4 separate regions of the Homo sapiens genome follow, and regions 1, 3 and 4 are each linked to region 2. A link is a contact called in ENCODE Hi-C or POLR2A ChIA-PET data. All regions are on one chromosome and are shown on one strand. The core of a region is the stretch at or near the end of the contact, and the rest is flanking DNA. Distances in the headings are between cores, read along the strand shown. Region 1 has its middle 70 kb from the start of TULP4. Region 2 holds the start of TAGAP-AS1 (TAGAP antisense RNA 1). Region 3 holds the start of GTF2H5 (general transcription factor IIH subunit 5). Region 4 holds the start of TCP1 (t-complex 1).

Evidence for each region. Hi-C counts contacts between places; a loop is a spot of excess contacts on that map. ChIA-PET counts read pairs that join two places held with the same protein, here RNA polymerase II (POLR2A). Pooled maps may share reads with other maps.
Region 1: a pooled map shows a loop between it and region 2 (2.0-fold over the local background). The contact joins the enhancer-like site here to the promoter of TAGAP-AS1 in region 2. A Hi-C loop is called at or near these places in 2 of 168 maps with a recorded cell type or tissue (CD4-positive, alpha-beta T cell and CD8-positive, alpha-beta T cell) and 8 of 50 pooled maps.
Region 3: a pooled map shows a loop between it and region 2 (9-fold over the local background). The contact joins the promoter of GTF2H5 here to the promoter of TAGAP-AS1 in region 2. A Hi-C loop is called at or near these places in 8 of 50 pooled maps. POLR2A ChIA-PET finds 5 or more read pairs at or near these places in 3 of 52 experiments (MCF 10A, activated CD8-positive, alpha-beta memory T cell and activated naive CD4-positive, alpha-beta T cell).
Region 4: a loop to region 2 is called in a pooled map, with 15 times the contacts of the local background. The contact joins the promoter of TCP1 here to the promoter of TAGAP-AS1 in region 2. A Hi-C loop is called at or near these places in 11 of 50 pooled maps. POLR2A ChIA-PET finds 5 or more read pairs at or near these places in 3 of 52 experiments (HEK293T, HepG2 and PC-9).

What each region holds. Positions count from the first base shown.
Region 1 is chr6:158,241,318-158,244,017 of GRCh38, forward strand. It overlaps a transcript of TULP4 not described here and the pseudogene SRP72P2. Among named protein-coding and RNA genes, the nearest start is that of TULP4, 70 kb to the right of the region's middle. RefSeq lists enhancers at 916-1,025, 1,136-1,205, 1,606-1,655. Within about 2 kb of position 1,379, at least 17 of the 41 ENCODE cell types and tissues checked have a DNase peak (open chromatin) inside an H3K27ac peak, as active enhancers do.
Region 2 is chr6:158,998,522-159,001,221 of GRCh38, forward strand. TAGAP-AS1 (TAGAP antisense RNA 1) reads left to right here and starts at 1,352. Exons shown (of 5, transcript NR_183546.1): 1 at 1,352-1,871. RSPH3 (radial spoke head 3) reads right to left here and starts at 1,681. Exons shown (of 8, transcript NM_031924.8): 1 at 914-1,681. The coding sequence starts at 1,029. RefSeq lists enhancers at 424-1,395, 880-1,029, 1,050-1,099, 1,130-1,199, 1,370-1,529 and 2 more.
Region 3 is chr6:158,166,999-158,169,698 of GRCh38, forward strand. GTF2H5 (general transcription factor IIH subunit 5) reads left to right here and starts at 1,352. Exons shown (of 3, transcript NM_207118.3): 1 at 1,352-1,397. It overlaps SERAC1 (serine active site containing 1), which reads right to left and starts at 1,264. Exons shown (of 17, transcript NM_032861.4): 1 at 1,142-1,264. RefSeq lists silencers at 1,062-1,131, 1,172-1,351.
Region 4 is chr6:159,788,196-159,790,946 of GRCh38, forward strand. It overlaps TCP1 (t-complex 1), which reads right to left and starts at 1,407. Exons shown (of 12, transcript NM_030752.3): 1 at 1,210-1,407. The coding sequence starts at 1,273. It overlaps MRPL18 (mitochondrial ribosomal protein L18), which reads left to right and starts at 2,272. Exons shown (of 4, transcript NM_014161.5): 1 at 2,272-2,444; 2 at 2,745-2,751. The coding sequence starts at 2,393. RefSeq lists enhancers at 605-1,269, 1,270-1,933, 2,190-2,369, 2,400-2,459.

The sequences.
Region 1 (2,700 bases), core at 129-2,628, 760 kb before region 2:
ACACTCCTCACTTCCCAGACGGGGTGGCGGCCGGGCAGAGGCTGCAATCTCGGCACTTTGGGAGGCCAAGGCAGGCGGCTGGGAGGTGTAGGTTGTAGTGAGCTGAGATCACGCCACTGCACTCCAGCCTGGGCACCATTGAGCACTGAGTGAACGAGACTCCGTCTGCAATCCCGGCACCTCGGGAGGCCAAGGCTGGCGGATCACTCGCGGTTAGGGGCTGGAGACCGCCCGGCCAATACAGCGAAACCCCGTCTCCACCAAAACCAGTCAGGCGTGAAATTGTTTTTTTTTTGAGATGGTGTCTCGCTCTGTCACCCAGGCTGGAGTGCAGTGGCGTGACCTTGGCTCACCGCAACCTCTGCGTCTCTGGTTCAAGCGATTCTTCTGCCTCAGCCTCCCGAGTAGCCGGGACTACAGGCACGCACCATCACGCCCAGCTAATTTTTGTATTTTTAGTAGAGACGGGGTTTTACCGTATTGGCCAGGCTGGTCTCGAACTCCTGACCTTGTGATCTGCCTGCCTCCGCCTCCCAAAGTGCTGGGATTACAGGCATGAGCCACCGCGCCAGGCCAGCTTTGTTAAATTCTATAGCTTGTAGTTGTTTCTTGGAAAGCTTAAACTCTACTCTTTCCGCATTGGTTAATTTCACTTTCTTCTTGGAGTCAAAGACATTTTGGTCCTTGTTAATGGTAATGATGTTATTTGCAATTACATCTAGTAACCCTACATCCGTTGGTTTTAGTAGTAGTATTTGATTGTAAAGTTGCAGAGCCTCCTCTGTTTGACCCTGAAGCTGCAGAATATAGGCCATCTGACCATAAGTGATGGCCAGTCCTGCCTGTGGGTCTTCCTCAGTCTCATCAGTGTCTTCTGATAATGAATGGTGGCAAAGACCTTCAGCTTTTTGTAGGATGTTCATGGCCTGGTTCAGCTGGCCGTGGTCTATCAGTGCACATGCAGTGTTTAGCACAGCTCATGTGTGCCTTCTTGGAAGCCCAGGCTCTCTGGAGCCACTTTTTCCCAATTGCTTTGAGCTGCAACAACTGCTGAAGGGTTTGTTTTCCTCTCCTCATCATAAGCATCGTGGGAGTTTCGGACGAGATCTCTTTATGCCACTAAGCATTCATCATAGTGTTCCAAACGGTGTAACACTTATCCATAAAGCTCCTTCAGTTTGTCTGTCTGCCGGTTGGTACTTTCTACTGTCTTCAAGACATTCTCAATTCTGTTGAGCCTGTACTCGCAATATGCCTTTTCAAAGGAGAGAGAGTTATTGGCTAACAGTTTGGTGCAAGTATTGATGACATTCAAGGCTTCTCTGAAACTTCCTTTCTGGATAAGGCATATCACTTTACAATGCAGGCCAGTTACATCATCTTTGTGGATCTGCAGTATCTTATTGACAGGCTTGAGAGCACACAGGAAGTTGCTGTTCTGGCCGTACCGGTTCACTTCACTCCACACAGCACAGGCACTGAAACTCCACCCTGCTGCTCACTGTCGCCCAGGCTGGAGTGCAGTGGCGCAATCTTGGCTCACTGCAACCTTCGCCTCCCGGGTTCAAGTGATTCTCCTTGCCCCAGCTTCCCAAGTAGCTGGGATTACAGGTGCCCACCACAACACCCGGCTAATTTTTTTGTTGTTTTTAGTAGAGACAGGGTTTCACTATGTTGGCTAGGCTGGTCTCGAACTCCTGACTTCGTGATCCGCCCGCCTCGGCCTCCCAAAGTGCTGGGATTGCAGACGTGAGCCACCGCACCCGGCCTATCATGGAAATTTTAAAACATTGCTAACAGTGGAGACTGGTGTAATAAAGCACTGTATCTTGCCCAGCTTTGGCAATTTTAAAACGTTACCAGTTTTGTTTGAGCAATACCTCTCACGTCCCTCCACTTGGATTATTTTAAAGCAAATCAAGCTGTCATATAATTTTGTCTGTAAATATTTTAGTACATGTCTCCAAAAGAAAAAGACCCCTTAAAATAATTACAATACTATTATCTTACCTTAAAAATTTTTTCTTAGTATCATCAGATATCCAATCAATACTCCTTGACTGCAGTATATATTTGTGTGTATGTATGTGTGTGTATGGGCGTGTACGTGTGTGTGTGTGTGTTTATATCATATCATATATATATATATGATTGTTTGAATTAAGATGCAAATAAGGTCCATACATTGCAGTTGGATGGTTTAAAGTCTCTTTTAACCTATAGGTTCTCTATCTTTTTTTTTCTTTGCAACTCTTTATTGAAGAAACTGAATTTTATTCTTTGCATCCTTGTAATGTAAAATATGTTATTTTATTTCTTGTGTTTCCTGTACATTGGTAGTTCATTGTAGAGGCTAAATCAAAAGAATCCAATTTTATTTTTTTGTGAGGGCAGGATTATTTTCATCAGGAAGTCTTCTTTCTTTCTTTTTGTGATACTAGCAACCATTCTTGAATGTTAACTTGGTCTATGAGTTCAGGAGGGATTACAATATGGTTACATCCTGTCATTTAGTTATTAGCTGAAATAGGTGTGTGTGTGTGTGTGTGTGTGTGTGTGTGTGTGTGTGTAGAAATTCTCCTTTGTCAATTATTTGGTTACCTTGAGGTATAGAGTGTATAGGAAGGGTTTGAAAAGTGTCTGATTATTTCCCTTGATTTACCAGTTTTCAAAGTTATGATTTGGTCCCCTAGCATCCTC
Region 2 (2,700 bases), core at 102-2,601:
ATGTATGTTTGAATATTTGCAACTGTTCATGGATGTAAAAACACAAACTGCCGTCCGGGCGCGGTGGCTCACGCTTGTAATCCCAGCACTTTGGGAGGCCGAGGCGGGCGGATCACTTGAGGCCAAGAGTTTGAGACCAGCCTGGCCAACGTGGCAAAACCCTGTCTCTACTAAAAATACAAAGATTAGCCGGGGGTGGTGGAGGGCGCCTCTAGTCCCAGCTACTTGGGAGGCTGAGGCAGGAGAATCGTTTGATCGGGGAGGAGTGGGGGAGGGGGGCGGAGGTTGCAGTGAGCGGAGATCGCGTCATTGCAGTCCAGCCTGGGCGACAAGAGCGAAACTCCGTCTCAAAACAACAACAGCAACCACCACCACCACCACCACCACCACCACAAAAAACCAATCTGTGGTCCTGCATGGAAGAATAATCTTACTCCTGCTCAAAGCCTGCCGAAGAGATTTACTCGGCTCCCATTTTGGATATGCTACTGTTGGATATCTTTGCACCGCGGTCTCCTCATCTGCATAATGGAGTTATAAAATCAACTTCACAGCACTGTGGATTAACTAAGAAAACGTATTTGAATGCCCCCCGTAAGGTGCTCAGCACGTAGTTGGCCCTCAATACACACTGGTACAATTCAAACTTTGTGAAATGAGCCAATTCGTGTACATGTTAAGGACCACGGCAGCAACTCATATCACTAAAAGTTAACTGATGCCCAACCCATGCCCCTTCCTGCTTCACTCCTCCACACCACGGGAGATTCCTTAGGGCAGAACTTTTATTTCGGCAGAGTGCAGCCAAGGGAAGACAGCATAAGCAGCTTTTTTGCCAGGGCGAAGGGGCCAGACCCCGGCCTGGGGATGGGGTGCAAGTATGGACCACACAGGGGCTGGCTTGGTCACTCACGGCTGCGTCAGGCTGTCCCGGTAACGGCTGCGCTGGCAGGGCAGTGCTCGGGGCCGGCTGGTGTAGGTGTAGGTGCTCGGGGCCCGAGAGGTGCGATCAGTCAGCGCTGAGGCCATGTCCGGGGGCTGACTGCCTCGCTTTCGGTGGAGCTTGGCTTTGAAGCAGGTGGGCGCTAAGGTGTTGTGGGACCCGGAGAGATGTAAGTAGTGCCAAGGGCAAGGATTCCGCGACGCGAGGAGAGGCGACAACAAGGGAGGCGGGCGGGACGGGAGGTTACCAGCGCAGGAGGTGGGAGCTATACTGGGCTCGCTCCCAGCACCACAGAGACCAGCTGCGGGGGCCGCATCGGTTGCCCAGCAACCCAGGGTTCTGTCTGGGGGCGGGAACTCCGGGCAGTTCCGGTCCCCAGGTTTCCCGGGAAGGACTGCGGCACAAGGGACTTCCGGCTCTTGACTCCGCCCAGCCGCGCCACCCAGGTAGGTGCGCCTGCGCTTTGCGAGGTTCCTGGCTAGGGAGGCGGCCTTGGCTGGCTTGACCGTCATCCTTGAGGCCTGCGGGGCAACGGTGGCTGTCCTTGGCCCGGCTTTGGAATGTGGCTTTGCAGGGCTGGTGTTGGCGCCATTCTCGCAGGCCCACGTGCTCCTGCTCTTCCAGGGTGTCCTCGGCTGTTTCTCCTGCCGCGGCGCAGCAGCGCTCCCAGGCTGCCCCCGCGATAACACGCCCCTGGCAGCCAGGCTCCCAGCTCTGTTACGTGCCCGGGCGGGGAAGAGCTTCCTGGTGTCTCCCGGCTCCTGCCCTTCTCCCGCCCCAGGGGCGGGCTGCCGCCGCCCTCTGCAGCTGAGTCAGTGCAGTTCCTCACCTACCTTCTCTGCTCACCGCTGTGTGCTAGCAATCGGAGGACCCTTGGCACACGGAGCGACAGGGGCCTCCCCCACAGACACCTCATTTTGGGAAAGAAGTGAGCAATTTATTGAGTCTTAAAAAATACAAAGGCATAGTTCCCCTTAATCTATCAGGCTTCCAGCTCTAAAGAATGTCTCTAGTATTGCGGGGTGGGGCTGCGCTTAAAAACGCAGACGCTTTGGTTTTAGTACCAGCAACGTTAAAAATCTTCTATCTTGTATGAGTGAATGTGTATCCCTTGTGATCAGTTATTTGCATTTGCAGTTACACCTTCATTCAGCTAATTGCTGTCTTGATTTGAATCCAGGTTCTAGAATGTACTAGCTCCGAAACCTCAGGCAAGTTAAATGTTTTTGTGCTTCATTTTCCTAATCCACAAAGTGGCAATAGAAGAATTTATCTCTTTAGGTTTTGTCTTGAGGATTAAAACCGTTAATACTTAGAGCTGTGCCTGGTAAATGGCAAGCCTTTATATTAAGATCTGGACCGTTCTGTGCTTTGAAGTGTATGACCTAAAGCAGATGTAGGCATTCTATAAGTAACACTAGCATAAAGGTGTATGGTAAATTCTAGAGGTGAAAACACTCCCAACATATTTTAGGTCTGATCATTTAATTTTGAGGTAATTTCTGAAAGGGCTAGAGGAGAAAGTGACATTTAAGTTGTGTTTGATAAATGATAGTATTTTAACTGGCCAGCCTCTTGGGGGAAGTGCATTCGGAATGGCTTGATCAAAGGCTCAAGAAGCCCAAGGTGCATTTGGAAAACTGTAAGCAAGGTTTGTGTAGATGAGTTGTAGAAATATATATAGACAGGCTGACACCACATCGTGGAAACAGTAAACACTAGCATATTAATTAGAATATTTTTTCCCTCAAGTAACA
Region 3 (2,700 bases), core at 102-2,601, 830 kb before region 2:
GTGCACAAAAATGGAACTGATGAGATCAAGGAAGAGAATGTATGCAAGATGAAAAAAAGCAAATAAAAGATACTTGGGAAGAAGAAGACTTGGAGGCAATTTTTTTATTTTAAAGAGAGTGCAACAATATGGAAATCACCAGTTGGAAAAGATTTGAGGGATAGAAAGAGGGAACTAAATGGAAGAGCTGGGTTCCTTAGCGATCACATGAACACACACGATGTTAAAAAAAAAAAAAAAAAAAAAAAGGCAGCATGAGGTCGGGCGCGGTGGCTCACACCTGTAATCGCAGCACTCTGGGAGGCCGAGGCGGGGGATCACCTGATGTCAGGAATTCCAGACCAGCCTGGCCAACATGGACAAACCCCGTGTCTACTAAAAATACGAAAATCAGCCGGGCGTGGTAGCGCACGCCTGTAATCCCAGTTACTAGGGAGAATGAGGCAGGATAATTGCTTGAACCCAGGAGACGGAGGTTGCAGTGAGCCCAGATCGCGCCACTGCACTCCAGCCTGGCAGACAGACCGAGACTCCATCTCAAAAAAAAAAAAAAAAAAGGCAGCATGAGCTTAATGCGGGAAGTACAATTTAACCTAAGGAACAGAAAACAAGAATCTCATATCTCAACTAGTAAAAATAATGACAGTGTTCCTTTAGACTTACAGAACAGACTTGGGGAAAGGGAGTAACTTTAGAACCTTCTGGGGTCTTTCACTTTAAAATGACCGTTGCCGAGTTTAGAGCTCTCTCAGCATTCAATCTATTCCATCTCTGGGGTTAGAGAGGGAGCAGGAAGCGGTGGTCTGCAAGGCTCAGAAGTGACTGGTGAGGCCCTTTCCTCCTCCTCCTCATCTCTCCGTGACTACCGAGCCCGGGAAGACGGACCGGCAGGTGCACTCCCCAAGGCCTCGACAGCAGCCAGAGAAAGGCAGCGACAGGGAAAGACGAGTCAGGCTCGCGACCACCAGAGAGAGAGGCCCTCACGCCCAGCCGAGCGTCAGCTGGTCGGTCCGGTCCGCGCGCCAGACGGCGGTGCTCGGCCGTGCCCGGTCCCTGCCCTCCCCATTCTCCGCTCCCCACCGCGCCCAGCTGCGCCGACGCCCCCGTCCGCCCCCACACCACCCCTGCCTTCACGTCCTACCTGCCGGCAGGCGGACTCAGCCCGTGCCCAACTGCTCGTCGGACCCCGTTGTCTGGGGAGCCCTACTCTTTCCGCGGCTCCCGGCCGGGACCCTCCACCCGGCGGCTGGCGGCTCGTGACCCCGCCCCCTCGGCCCGCTCTGGGCCCGCCTCCCGCCGGCTGGCTCCACCCACAATAGCGTCCCTAGCGCGATGGCGTATCGGCGCAGGCGCACTCTGCCGGCAACGCCGAGGCGCTTCTGCATCTGTGGGCCGAGGTGTGTGGCGAGCGTCCGAGCGGCTGGGGAAAGTGGGGTGTGGGAACACTGAGGGGTCCCAAAGAAAGGGGAGAGGAAGAGAAAAGCCCCAGAAGCCTGTCCACCGGGTGCTGGGGGCACAGGGCGGTGTCCCCCACTCTCTCCGGGCCCTTCCTGGCGGGGCCGCACGGCAGTCCCCCCCTCGTTTAATCGTGGGTTTCCTGTGGGGCTAGGGCTCGCCCTGCGCCCAGGTGTAAGTGGAAGTTAATTAAATGGGCGTACGCTGAGTGGTTTGTTTCCAGCCTAGGTCCGCACGGGACGTGATTTATTTAGTGAAGGGGCACAAGATCTGGAGATCTGGCTTGTACTTTTTTCCTTTGGCCAGGAACTACGGCTTAATCTCTTCCTTTGGTCTCCTCATATGTAAAATGAGGTGGCTGAGGCCGGGCGCGGTGGCTCACGCCTGCAATCCCAGCACATTGGGAGGCCGAGGCGGGCAAATCACTTGAGGCCAGGAGTTCGAGACCAGCCTGGCCAACATGGTGAAACCCCGTCTCCACTAAAAATACAATAAATTGGCCTGGCGCGGTGGCTCACACCTGTTGTCCCAGCACTTTGGGAGGCCGAGGTAGGTGGATCATTTGAGATCAGGAGTTCGAGACCAGCCTGGCCAACATGGTGAAACCCTGCCTCTACTAAAAATACAAAATTTGGCCTGGCGTGGTGGCGGGCGCCTGTAGTCCCCGCTGCTTGGGAGGCTGAGGCAGGAGAATCGCTTGAGCCCGGGAGGCAGAGGTTGCAGTGAGCCGACATCACGACACTGCGCTCCAGCCTGGGCGACAGAGTGAGACTCTGTCTCGAAGTGTATATATACATATATATATATTATATATGTATTTTATATATAATATATATTTATTTTATATATAATATATAATATGTATATTATGTATATTATATATAATACGTATATTATATATAATACATATATATAATATGTATATTATATATTATATATAATATTATATTGTATATTATATATTATATATAATATATTGTATATTATATATATTATATATTATATATATTATATTGTATATTATATATAATATATTGTATATTATATAATATATTGTATATTATATATAATATACAGTATATTATATATAATATACTGTATATTATATATAATATATTGTATATTATATATAATATATTGTATATTACATATATTGTATATTACATATAATATATTGTATATTACATATATTGTATATTACATATAATATATTGTATATTATATAATATATAATATATATTATAT
Region 4 (2,751 bases), core at 157-2,656, 790 kb after region 2:
GAAAGACAGTAATTTCAGCCTAAAGGTAAATGACATCCAACAGCCCCCGTATTTCCCAAATCTACAAATCTGTGTTAATTATTTAAAAACCACCTACTAAGAGTGTAAATGGGGCCAGACACTGTGGCTCACAGGTGTAATCCCAACACTGCGAGGCCGAGGCAGGAGGATCGCTTGATGCCAGGAGTTTGAGACCCCTTTGGGCAACATAGCGAAACCCATTTCTACAAAAAATAAAAACAAAGCCGGATGCGGCGGCGCGGACCTGTGCTTGGAGAATGCAGTGAGCTATGATGGCACTCTCGTCTGGGCGACAGGTGGGACCCTGTCCCTAAACAAAGCGAGCCTATTTGGCACAGCTTTGATGCGGGGTGGAATCTGATGGCGGGGAAAAAAAAAAAAAGTAATAACCACCAATTTCATGCTCTGCCACTTCGTACAGCTATACCAGCCTTTTCCTTCAGATTCTGCAAGTTTTTTGCTCATTAAAACTCTCTTTATCTGTGAGGAGAGAAATCGGTAGTCAACGGGGAAGGTGGTGACTTTCAGATTTGTTTACGAAAAAAATTAGGAATCTATCAAGAAACAGTAAGCTCTGTAGGTATCCAAAGGCCTGACAGCAAACGCTCTGCTAAGTTAGCGCTGCCGTCTCCTGGGGTCAATGCACTCGAGTGGCGTTTCCTGGGCTAACTCTACTGTAAGAAGCTGTCAACCCGGATACGGCTGGACGCCGGACGCCCGACCTCGACTGCAGCTGCGGGCGGACAGGGCACCGGGCTCATCCGAGGGCGCGCGGATGGACCTACTCTTTTTCTGGTAAATGGTCCTAAAATAAAACCTGGCGTTTAACATGGACACTCAGGGGGTCGCCCTGAAACAAAAGGGGGTGCGAGGCGTGGCCCGCACGTGCGAGCCCGGGAGGCCCGCTTTCCCGCGGAGGGCGCGTTTCCAACGCCGCCCCGGACACCACATCCACGCGTTGCCGGTCTCAAAACCCTGCCGCGCGCGGCGGGGCTCCTCCTCGCTGTGGGAAAAGTGGGGCCACAGCGCCCTGCCCCAGAGAACGGCGGGTGGGCTGGGTCCGGCTGCGGGGCCCCGAGGCCCTTTCTGCGGAGGTAAAGGAGAGAAACGAGGGCAGCCGGGGTCCGGTCGCGGTGGGACTCGGCCCTCCCCGGCCGCAAACCCGACCCAGGCCCGGCCCGCCCTTACCGTTTTGGGAGCGGATCGTTTCCCCAGTGCTGCGGTCACCGAACACGGACAAAGGCCCCTCCATCTTGACGGCAGCGATACACGTCGAATTCTGCTTACACCGCGGGCAACCAGTATCGCGGCCCCTCGGCCGACCGGCGACCACAGCAGTGGCTGCGACGGCGTGGAGCGTACCCGAGCGATGTCCCAGGAGCTACTGGGTAACACACCACCCCACCCGCTTCCCGGCTGCCCCGGCCCGGCCGCGGGGCACGGCGGGAAGGAAAAAGAGGCAGGGACAACAGGGAGAGAAACAGGACTGTGACGGAAGTGAGGCTCCGGGGAAGGGGCGGGGTCGGCATTTTTGTCCAATTAGATAGCCGATGGGAAGGGCGCGAAAGCGGAGAACGGAAGTCGGATGTTGGACCGCTGGGAAGAGGTTGAACCTTCGCCTCAAACGATGTTGCGCAGACGCAGTGGGCCATTCTAGTGCCTTCTAGAAAAGGTTGTAAGAAGGGTGGAGCTTGGAGCTGGGGTGTAACTGGAGGGGCGGGCCCTTCTCCAAGTTAGAGTTGGGGTTCTGAGCGAGTCGTGCGTTTTAGGTTTAGTGTCTTTTCCTTGTCCCTGCTCGGGGAGCGTGAGGCAGATCGGCCGGCTTTGCTCCAGGCCTCAGGAGTGTAAGTTTAAGGGCGCGAACCTGGGTGGGACGGGGCAGTTTTTCCAGCGGGCCATACGGGAAAATTTTTGGTTCGAGGAAGACAACCACCCTTTTTAAGGAGAAAACTGCATCTTGCCCTGCCTTATTCCTACGCGGTGCCCAGGTGGGGTGTGTGTGGACCAGTCGATGACCGCCCAAGCTCTCCGAGTAGAAAACCCAAACATGGTTTTGTGGGGTGTGTGCCTTTGACCCCGGACTTAAGCAACAAGCGTGGTCTTGGGCGTAGCTACGAGGTGGTTGGTGGGCTCCAGGGCCTGCGTGCCCCTCGACGTGAGCGATGATTGGCGATGAAGGATAACAGATCGCCTTCTCGGCCACTCAGTGGCAGGGGACTTGCTACTTCCGGGTCGGTGGCGTCTGGCGTGGAGAGTTTGGGGATCTACAGCAGCCAAAGGCTTGTCCCTGACTTTATATGGCTGCTCCTGGCGAGCGACTGAGTCGTCCGTGAGGAAAAAGAGGCGAGGCTTTTCCGAGATCGTCTCAGCGATGGCGCTTCGGTCGCGGTTTTGGGGGTTGTTCTCGGTTTGCAGGAACCCTGGTAATTAGTCTTGCCCCCCTTCTCCCAGCTCACTCGCCTGGGCTTGCACAGTACATTGGAACGTGCGGGTTCTATTTTGTATTCGACGTGCCGGATCGAAATAGAGCTCGCGGCACTGCGAAGACCACAGTAGGAAGTTAAGGACGGGGTCAGTGCTGACTCCACCCTGTGGGCATACGTATTTTTCGTCCCCTCGGGCCTAAAGATTGGGGGTGTAAAAGCGGATAGACGTTAGAGCGGGTTCGTGCGCTGTCCATATCCGTCATTTTTAAGCCCTGTGCGGTTTTTCCCGTTGCCCAGGGTGCAG